2 separate regions of the Homo sapiens genome follow, and region 2 is linked to region 1. A link is an interaction called in ENCODE POLR2A ChIA-PET data of the cell type or tissue named here. Cell type or tissue: MCF 10A. All regions are shown on one strand. Links, peaks and the distances in the headings refer to the core of each region. The heading gives the core; the rest is flanking DNA. Region 1 overlaps FOXP1 (forkhead box P1). Region 2 has its middle 60 kb from the start of FOXP1-DT.

Region 1 (4,394 bases), core at 217-4,216:
TTATTGTCTGTAGAATTCATCTGGCAATTAATCATGTACTCCCGGTGACAAGGCTCTTATTGTTGTCTTGAAATGTTATTTAAATCGCACATTGTTATTTAACTTCTTGCCCAGAGAGGCAGACTGTGCCTGGGTATCCCCCACCTCACCCAGTGCATGTGGTACCACAGTGCAATAAATGTTTGATTTAATTTCATTTGAGAGGCTTCCGGGCGGAAGTGATAATCTCATCCTTTAGACTTTAGTGACAGGTGACATTCGTGGAGGGGAAGAAGTAGGAGAGGAAGGGGGACGATGCCCACAGTTGTGATTCAGAAGAAAATGGGAGAATTGAAGGGAGACCGAGAGAAGAATAGAAAGCATCCCTCTTCAGGGCTGGGCGCAGTGGCTCACGCCTGTAATCCCAGCATTTTGGGAGGCCGAGGCAGGCAAATCATGAGGTCAGGAGATCGAGACTATCCTGGCTAACACGGTGAAACCCTGTCTCTACTAAAAATACAAAAATTTAGCCGGGCGTGGCGGCAAGCGCCTGTAATCCCAGCTACTCTGGAGGCTGAGGCAGGAGAATCGCTTGAACCTGGGAGGGGAGGCGGAGATTGCAGTGAGCCTAGATTGCACCACTGCACTCCAGCCTGGGCGACGGAGTGAGACTCCATCTCAAAAAAAAAAAAAAAAAAAAAAAGCATCCCTCTTCTACAGTCCAATAGGAGGACTGAGTGCATGCCTCATATGCCGTCATAAACTCCCTCCTTGTCTCCTGTCTTGGGGGAGATGTCCTGTCTCATTTCCAAGCTGCACTACCAGGGGTGACTTGGGTCCTTGCTTTTCTGCTTCCCGGGTTTGCCTGACTTCACGCAAGAAGCCAAGGGTTTTAGACAGTGGGAGGCAACGTAGAGGTCTGAACAGAATTATAACTCTATGTTGCCAGGTTGTCTTTATTTTGGGAACCATTCCAAACGTTCCTACTTTTCCTGTTTGAGCTGTTGGAAAAATGGTACTCAGTAGTATTCACTGGTGGTTAAGGGACGAGGCTTGGGTTTCAGAAAGATGTGGCTCTGTCACTGACTGTGGTCTTGGGTAAAGGACTTCCCTTCACCAGCCTTGGTTCGTTCATCTGTAAGATAATAGCATTTACTCTTGCCACCGTTATAAGGCTTAATAAGAGGGTGGATGAAAATGCTATGGACAGAGTACCTCATGTGCAGTGCAGCACAGGCTTTGCACATGTTAGTTGGTGTTAGAACTGGAAGTACCCAGGAGAATATCCAAAAGTCCTACGACCGCATTGAACACCAGGGTGAAGGACCAGCGTGTTCCTTTCCTTTCTCATATTTGCAACAGAAATGTCACCACTTGGGCTCCGTGACACTTTTCTTGATGACATTGTCCTGATCATCAGCTCTTCCCTTGGCGCCTCGAGACATTTCCAAACCACATCATTCCACACACCCTGGAATGTGCACGTTTCCTTTGTCAGAAGGAACTGTGGCCATCAGACGTTGGACAGCTCTGAGCCGGGTTGTTTTCTTCTCATCTACTTACTGTTGTGCTGAAGTTTGGTTTTATTTTTTAATGTAAGAATTGTCTGGAAGTTATTCTTCAGTCATTTCATTAGTCATTTACTTTCTTGGTTTTGAAAATTGAGGAAAAATTACTTTGAGGCAGTGGGTCAGATGAGCGTGGCTGGCTGGGTAACCCATTTCCCGCTGAGTCACCTGTCTGCTCAGACAACTAAATGCTGAAGTATGCTTGATGACTAGTCACTGGCCAACGTCATATTAATCTGAAATTTCGTTTCTGCTCCTTTTAAGTTATGGTAGCTTTGGTTCCTTGGTGGGTTTTTTGAAAGTGCTCCAAGTATTGTATTGATTGGATGATGTAGCCTGGAATTCTCGGTTATCCCCCAAAGTGTTTTTTTCGATTTGAGGCATAAAATTATGACATAGTATTGTTCAAAAAGATGGGATTCAAATGCCTTCATTTTATAAGAAGGGAAACTCAGGTTCCGAGAAGCTCACTGACTTGCGAAACATCTCAAACAGTTGTTGGCAAAGCTGGGATGGCGTTGATCTTCCTGGGAATTTGTGATGTGTACTCACCCCCTGGGTCTTGCTGCACTTCTGCTAAAACTACCTGGAAATTATTTATTTTGGTCTTCTTCCTTGATAGAAGAGAATCTGAAAGTCAGGAATAGTGGCTGCCTCCAAATGCCCTTGGCTCCTTCTCCTGACCCCCTAATGAGCATGTCCCCAGAGCATGTTATAACCTTGGAAAACAAGGCTACTTAGTATGTTTGTACTCTGATGCCTGTATGTTCTGTACATGATCTGGCCTGAATGATGGATGAGGCTCCATACAGGCTTCCTGTGTCTTCTGCCATTCTCCCCTCCCTACAGTACCATACCTGACGAAATAATAACATCGAGTCACTGAGGAGGTTTACCATAGTGTGGTGCTACAACCTTAATTCGTGGTGTTTTTTTTTTTTTTTTTTTTCGAGACAGAGTCTCGTTCTGTTGCCCAGGCTGGAGTGCAATGGCACTATCTTGGCTCACTGCAACCTCCACCTCCTGGGTTCAAGTGATTCTCCTGTCTCAACCTCCCGGGTATCTGAGATTACAGGTGTGTGCCACCACATCCAGCTAATTTTTGTATTTTTAGTAGAGATGGGGTTTCATCATGTTGAAATTCTGTTTGCTTTTTAACTTAACTTGAGCATAAGCTTAGAAGATGATTTGGGGGCTGGGGGCTTTATTTATTTTAGCAAGTAATTTGGCCTGTATTTTTATTCCTTTAAGTAATTTGTAACTAACTACAAAGGCCTCTGGTAAGATGGCTTTTGTTTCTAGTTGGAACATGGAGACCAAGAGAACTCTCTAGAAAACAGATTTGGCTCCACTGCTATGGGACTTCACACTTACCTCCACAGAGGGGCTCTTCTGATGCCTCTATGTAAACAGCACTTTTAAATCCTACTTCAGGGACCATTGGTTTTCTCTCAAGAGATATGTTCCTTTTTTTTCTTCTCTTAACTCTTTTGTTATTTTACTCCTTTTCCAATAATGGAAGGCTTTTCAGTTTTACATTAGAGGCTACTACTTGTTTTTTTTTTTTTTTCTAATTGTAAAGCAGGCAAAAATCATCACAGAAAACAGATCTCAAAAGAATTGCACTTAGTGTTGTGACCTAGTTGGTTTCTTCATTCTTTGAAACATTATTTGATTTTTCCTCCCGTATTAGCTGTTATGTATGCCGGTTACATAACCTTAATTTTTCATGGAAAATATGGATGTCATCAATTAATAGGACTACCCCTGCTGTTGTTATGGCTGGCTTCTTCTAGAATGTTCCCACTGGGGAAACTGAGGCTTAGGTTTGATACTGCAGGATTTGCCATTGTAATGTTTTCCTTTTAGTAACATCATCATTATGAATATAATTCTTGTTCTCATCCAGTAGAGAGCCTTGGTTACCGGCAACCCAGTTCAAGCCTTTGAATAGATACATAGGGATCACCTCTCTAGTGTGAAGATGAAAATAATATAATTTGTTTACCACCTTGAGTTGTTTACCACAGGCTGTGAAAAATATGTTTTGAATTTAAAAGTGTGAAAAACAAGTGTGCTAGCTATCAAAAAAGCTCTCCCCTCAAAGTAAACATGTTTATAGAGCAAGACTCAAAACAAAATACTTGATAAGCCTAGCCAATCAAAAGAAAGTAAACATGTTTACCACAAAAGCCTTATAAAGAACCCAGATGGCAGCCAGCTCTCTGTTCACTTGACCGTCCTTCCAGGGAGCTGCAGAGGCTCCCCTGGGCCTTGGGGACCGGGCCGCCACTTGCCCTGCTAGCAGGGGGCCTGCCTTGTGCTAGCTGTGCTCAGTTAGCTAGACCCAGTTTGCCAGTGGGAACGGAAGGTTTGTGTTTTCTGCCATTTAATTGAATCATGAGTGGAAGGTATTTGTGAAAATGATTCTGGAGTTCCCATGATTCTTAAAGAGCAACTTGTTATAGATAGGGTGCCAAGTGGGCTTCTGGGGGACTCTTCCTGGCTCCCCAAAAGAGCCTTCCTGATGAGCGTCACGCCTCCCAACCTTCTGTGTTCCAGGCGCTGTCGTGCCACCATCCAGGATATAACCTGCAAATCCCAGACCCTGCCTTGCTGATCTCACTCTGCGAAAGAAACCAAAGAGCTTGAACAGGAAGTCAGTAGAAAAGACAAGGCCATCTTGAGGGATACCAGGGTTTTCAGGGCACTGGGTACCACAATATGAGTCTTAGATGATGTAAAAGACACCGAGTTCAGAAACGTGAAGGTGGATTGTGTGCACTGGGAGGAGCAATGGATTCAAGGTGGTTAGTGGCATTAAATTATTTTGACTATAGTCACCTT
Region 2 (4,394 bases), core at 222-4,221, 140 kb before region 1:
GCATGGCTGGAGAAGCTGATTCCAATGTTATCACCCAAAGATAAATTCCAATGTCTCCCACACCCCAGTTATGCATTACACACATAGACATGCCAAAGGGCTGCTGCCCACTTAGGCTCAGCAGTTCCTAAATACTTGCATGTAACTGAAATGATCAAGAACTGGCACTTGAAGATTATTCTGTGTAGAAAACATTTGTTGGCTGAAGATAAATTGCTGTCTGAGTCTCATCTTGGTAGCCATAATTTTACCTCTTTGCATGACCACATTTTTCTTTAAATGCCACGAGGGTAATTTGAATCAAGGTTGGCAATTTTGAAACACACCTTGTATGCCTGGGTTTAGACAGAAGCTCTTCTCCTGTTTCTCAAGCTGATTGGTCCTCATCTTGACAAAACACATCTGGTCACGTCACTCCCATTCTGTTTATGTAGCACAGCATGGTATCAGGTGGTACTGGATTTTGGCACAATCATCAGCCAAAGAGATCACAAATCAAACATTATTTCTGAAAACTGCAAAAGAAGTGCCAGTGTATTTAAAATTCATTGAGACTTTTTATTTTCAAGAAAGAAAAGTATTTATTTTAAAGGCTTGTAGTTCTAAAAATTCTTGTTCAATGAATGAATGTTCCTTCAAACTACAGGGCAAAAGGTTTCGTTGCTCAGCCTAATAAATATTGATTGAAGCATTACTCTATGCTGGGTACAGTGTCTTGCACCATGTTCATTTTCTGGGCTGCACTGGAGTGAGAGAAGCTAAGTCAAACATTCAGTCGAATCAATGGGAATTGTATGCACACTGTTCCATCTGCTGATGATTCGCAAATGGATGTCTCTAGCTCTTGTCTCTCCCTTCAACCCAGAATCAGTATACCAACTGCCTTTCAACATCTTCACTTGGATGTCCAGCAGGCATCTTATACTTCCATGTGCAATAGAGGTGGAGGTGAAATAGAGGTTACCAGGGTCTGCAGGGAGTGGAGGAGAGGGAGTTAGAGTTTAAGGATTGCAGAATTTCTGCCTGGGATGATGAAAGAGTTCTGGAGATGGATGATGGTGATGGTGACAACACTGTCAATGTATGTAATGCTACTGAATGGTACACTTTAAGATGGTAAAAATGGTAATTTTTATGTAATATAAATTTTACCACAATAAAAAAATATATGTCCAAAACGAAATTCTTAAGTCTCACCCCCAAACTGGTTCTTCCTGCCATCCTCCTTATCTTAGGAAATGGCACCTCCATTCACCTTTAGGCATGTGTTAAAAACTTGGAGTCTCACATTCGATTCTTCTCTTTGCTCACATGGAACATCCAATCCATCCCTCAACCCAGGTAGCTCCACATTCAAAATACATTCGCAGCCAGGCATGGTAGTTCATGCTTGTAATCCCAGCACTTTGGGAGGCCAAAGCGGGTAGATCACCTGAGGTCAGGAGTTCAAGACCAGCCTTGCCAACATGGTGAAACCCTGTCTCTACCAAAAATACAAAAATTAGCCAGGCATGATGGTGCAAGCCTGTAATCCCAGCTACTCAGGAGGCTGAGGCAGGAGAATTGCTGGAACCCGAAAGGCAGAGGTTGCAGTGAGCTGAGATCGCGCCACTGCACTCCAGCCTGGGTGACAGAGTGAGACTCCATCTCCAAAAACAAAACAAAACAAAACAAAACAAATTCACAATCCAGCTCCTTCTCATCACCTCCACCGCAACCTCCCAGGCCCAGTCCTCTCTTGCCTGGACCACAGAGACCTCCTAACTTGTCTCTCTGCTTTCACTCTTGCCCTTCTGTGGTTCATTCTCCGCATGGTACTAGAGTGATCCTTTTGTCTTGTAAACACAGGCAATTCTTCTGCCCCACCCACCAAAGGTTTCCCATCACAGCAAAATGAAGCCCAAAGTCCTTCCAGGACCAGAAAGCCCCAGATGATCTGGCCCCTGGCTAGCTTGCTGAGCTCACTGTTCTCCTCATTTCCTTTGTTCCAGCCATGCTGGCCTCCTCCATGCCAAGCACACTCCCGCTCTGGCCTCTAAATTCTCCTTGCCTAGGATGCTCTTCCCCAATCTGCTTCAGTGTCTGCAAAAATGTCACCTTATCTGAGAGCTTCCTGGCCATCTGTCTAAAATCACATCACCTTCTGCACCATTTTCTCTCACTGTGCCCTTCTTTGCTTATTTATATGTTTGTTTATCATCAGTTTCTCCTCTACTAGGATATGAGTTCCATGAGAGCAGGAATTATTTTCCTGGCTTTATTCACTGCCTTATTTGCAGCAGCCTGGAGCTTAGTAGGTGTTTAGTAAATATTGCATAATGTGCAAGGCACATAATTATTTTTTTCTAAACATCATTAATTGGGCTTACTACAGAGAATTGAGTTATCTAATGAATTCCCATTTGGAATGAATTGTGTTTTTCCTTTTCTTATGTTGAAACATTTAACTCCCAGGCACATGAAGTTAAGCACATGAAGTAAAAACAAGCAAGATTAGCAAATTAGTGAATCTCGTTTTTTTCATTTTTTAAAATAATAATAATAATTATTATTATTATTAGTTTTAGTCGGAGTCTCGCTCTTTCACCCAGGCTGAAGTATAGTGGTGTGATCTTGGCTCCCTGCAACTTGAGGTTCAAGTGATTCTTGTGCCTCAGCCTCCCAAGTAGCTGGGGCTAAAGGTGTGCACCACCATGCCTGGCTAATTTTTATATTTTTTAGTAGAGACAGGGTTTCACCATGTTGGCCGGGCTGGTGTCGAACTCCTGACCTCAAGTGATCTGCCTGCCTCAGCCTCCCAAAGTGCTGGGATTACAGGAGTGAGGAGCTACCATGCCCAACCTATTTTTTTAATTTTTACATTTTTTTTGGGGGGGTACATAGTAGATATATATAATTTATGTGGTAAATGAGAAGTTTTGATATAGGCATGCAATGTGAAATAAGCACATCATGGAGAATGGGGTATCTGTCACCTCAAGCATTTATCCTGTGAGTTACAAACAATTCAATAACACCCTTTATTTTTAAATGTATAGTTATTTTTGACCATAGTCACCCTATTGTGCTGTCAAGCAGTAAGTTTTATTCATTCTATTTTTCTGTACTCATTAACCATCCCTATCTTCCCCGCCCTCCCATGCCCCACTATCCTTCCCAGTCTCCGGTAACCATACTTCTATTCTCTATGTCCATGAATTCGATTGTTTTGATTTTTAGATCCCACAAATAAGTGAGAACATGCGATGTTTGTCTTTCTGTGCCTGACTTATTTCACTTAACATAATGATCTCCAGTTCCATCCATTCAGATTAGTAAATCTTAGGCCACTTGAGTAAGATTTGGGAAAATACAGGAGCAAGTCGGGCTAGGTCAATGCAATTCCAAAACATGTGGTTGAATTTATGGTATTACTATGAGCTCTTTTGAGTGTGAGATTCAGAGACCCAACTCAGCTTGCATAAGAATAGAAGGAAACTTCTGGCTTTCTTTGAAACTACCAAATTCAAGGCATGGACTTTAGGTATGACTGTATTCGGTCACTCAAAGGATGCAATGAGTGTTCATTCTCCTCTCTACTTCTCAGCAACTCTGCCACCTCCTGTGTTGGCTTTGTTCCTGGGCAGCTCTAGGATTGTGTCTTCCTTATAGCTGTTGTAGCTGATGATAATCTCAGGGAAAGGAGAGTTTCTTTTTATCAGTAGCCCAGCAAAATTTCCAGGACTGAGTCACATAAGACCAGCAGATGAACCAAATGGTGTAGCTCGGGGGATAGAAGTCATTTGTTTGGCAGATCCAAATCACATGCCCATCCTGCACCTAAGGAGAGAGGAGGAATTAAGGTCAGCCCCACTAAGCCCCCCGTGGAGCAAGTGCCAGGTTTACTCAAAGGGAAATCAAAAGAAGGTGAAATGGATGTGGCGAGGGCGAAAACATCCACTGTTCACTCTATCAAGGAAAGAAGATTCTATTTGGCTGTGCGATGTCATTTATTGCTCTTCAACTTAAATTTTTTCAACTATCCTTAATGAGTTGTAATGAGTTTTAAGTCTATCGTGAGCAGATTCTTACAGAAGAGATTGTATATGCATGTTGGACCATGATGGTAGGAGATTTGGAGTACTTGGAGCATGGAGGTAAGGGAGATTTGGGAGACTCAGCAAATTCCTAGGGCCCTTATTGCCTCCGACAAGATTTCTGCTTAAATGAGACAGTATTCTATTTAAGTGAAAAAGTCACTGAGGCTGGGTATGGTGGCTCACACTTGTAATCCCAACACTTTGGGAGGCCAAGGCTGGCAGATCGCTTGAGCCCAGGAGCTTGAGACCAGCCCAGGCAACATGGCAAAACCCCATCTCTAAAAAATATTAAAAAATTAGCCGGGCCTGGTGGCA

The links. Peaks named below come from ENCODE experiments on the same cell type or tissue, not always from the same donor. Only the 100,000 strongest peaks of a DNase experiment are listed, where the experiment ranks them.
Region 2: POLR2A ChIA-PET joins it to region 1 with 5 read pairs; 2 of 35 experiments call an interaction of 5 or more read pairs at or near these places.

What each region holds. Positions count from the first base shown.
Region 1 is chr3:71,501,704-71,506,097 of GRCh38, reverse strand. The region is part of intron 2 of FOXP1 (forkhead box P1); the gene reads left to right. Among named protein-coding and RNA genes, the nearest start is that of MIR1284, 38 kb to the left of the region's middle. RefSeq lists an enhancer at 1,283-2,482. In MCF 10A, for the core only: no CTCF peak of the experiment used is centred there; DNase peaks (open chromatin) are centred at 1,727, 2,047 and 2,367.
Region 2 is chr3:71,642,810-71,647,203 of GRCh38, reverse strand. No RefSeq gene overlaps it. Among named protein-coding and RNA genes, the nearest start is that of FOXP1-DT, 60 kb to the right of the region's middle. RefSeq lists an enhancer at 1,608-2,117. In MCF 10A, for the core only: no CTCF peak of the experiment used is centred there; no DNase peak of the experiment used is centred there.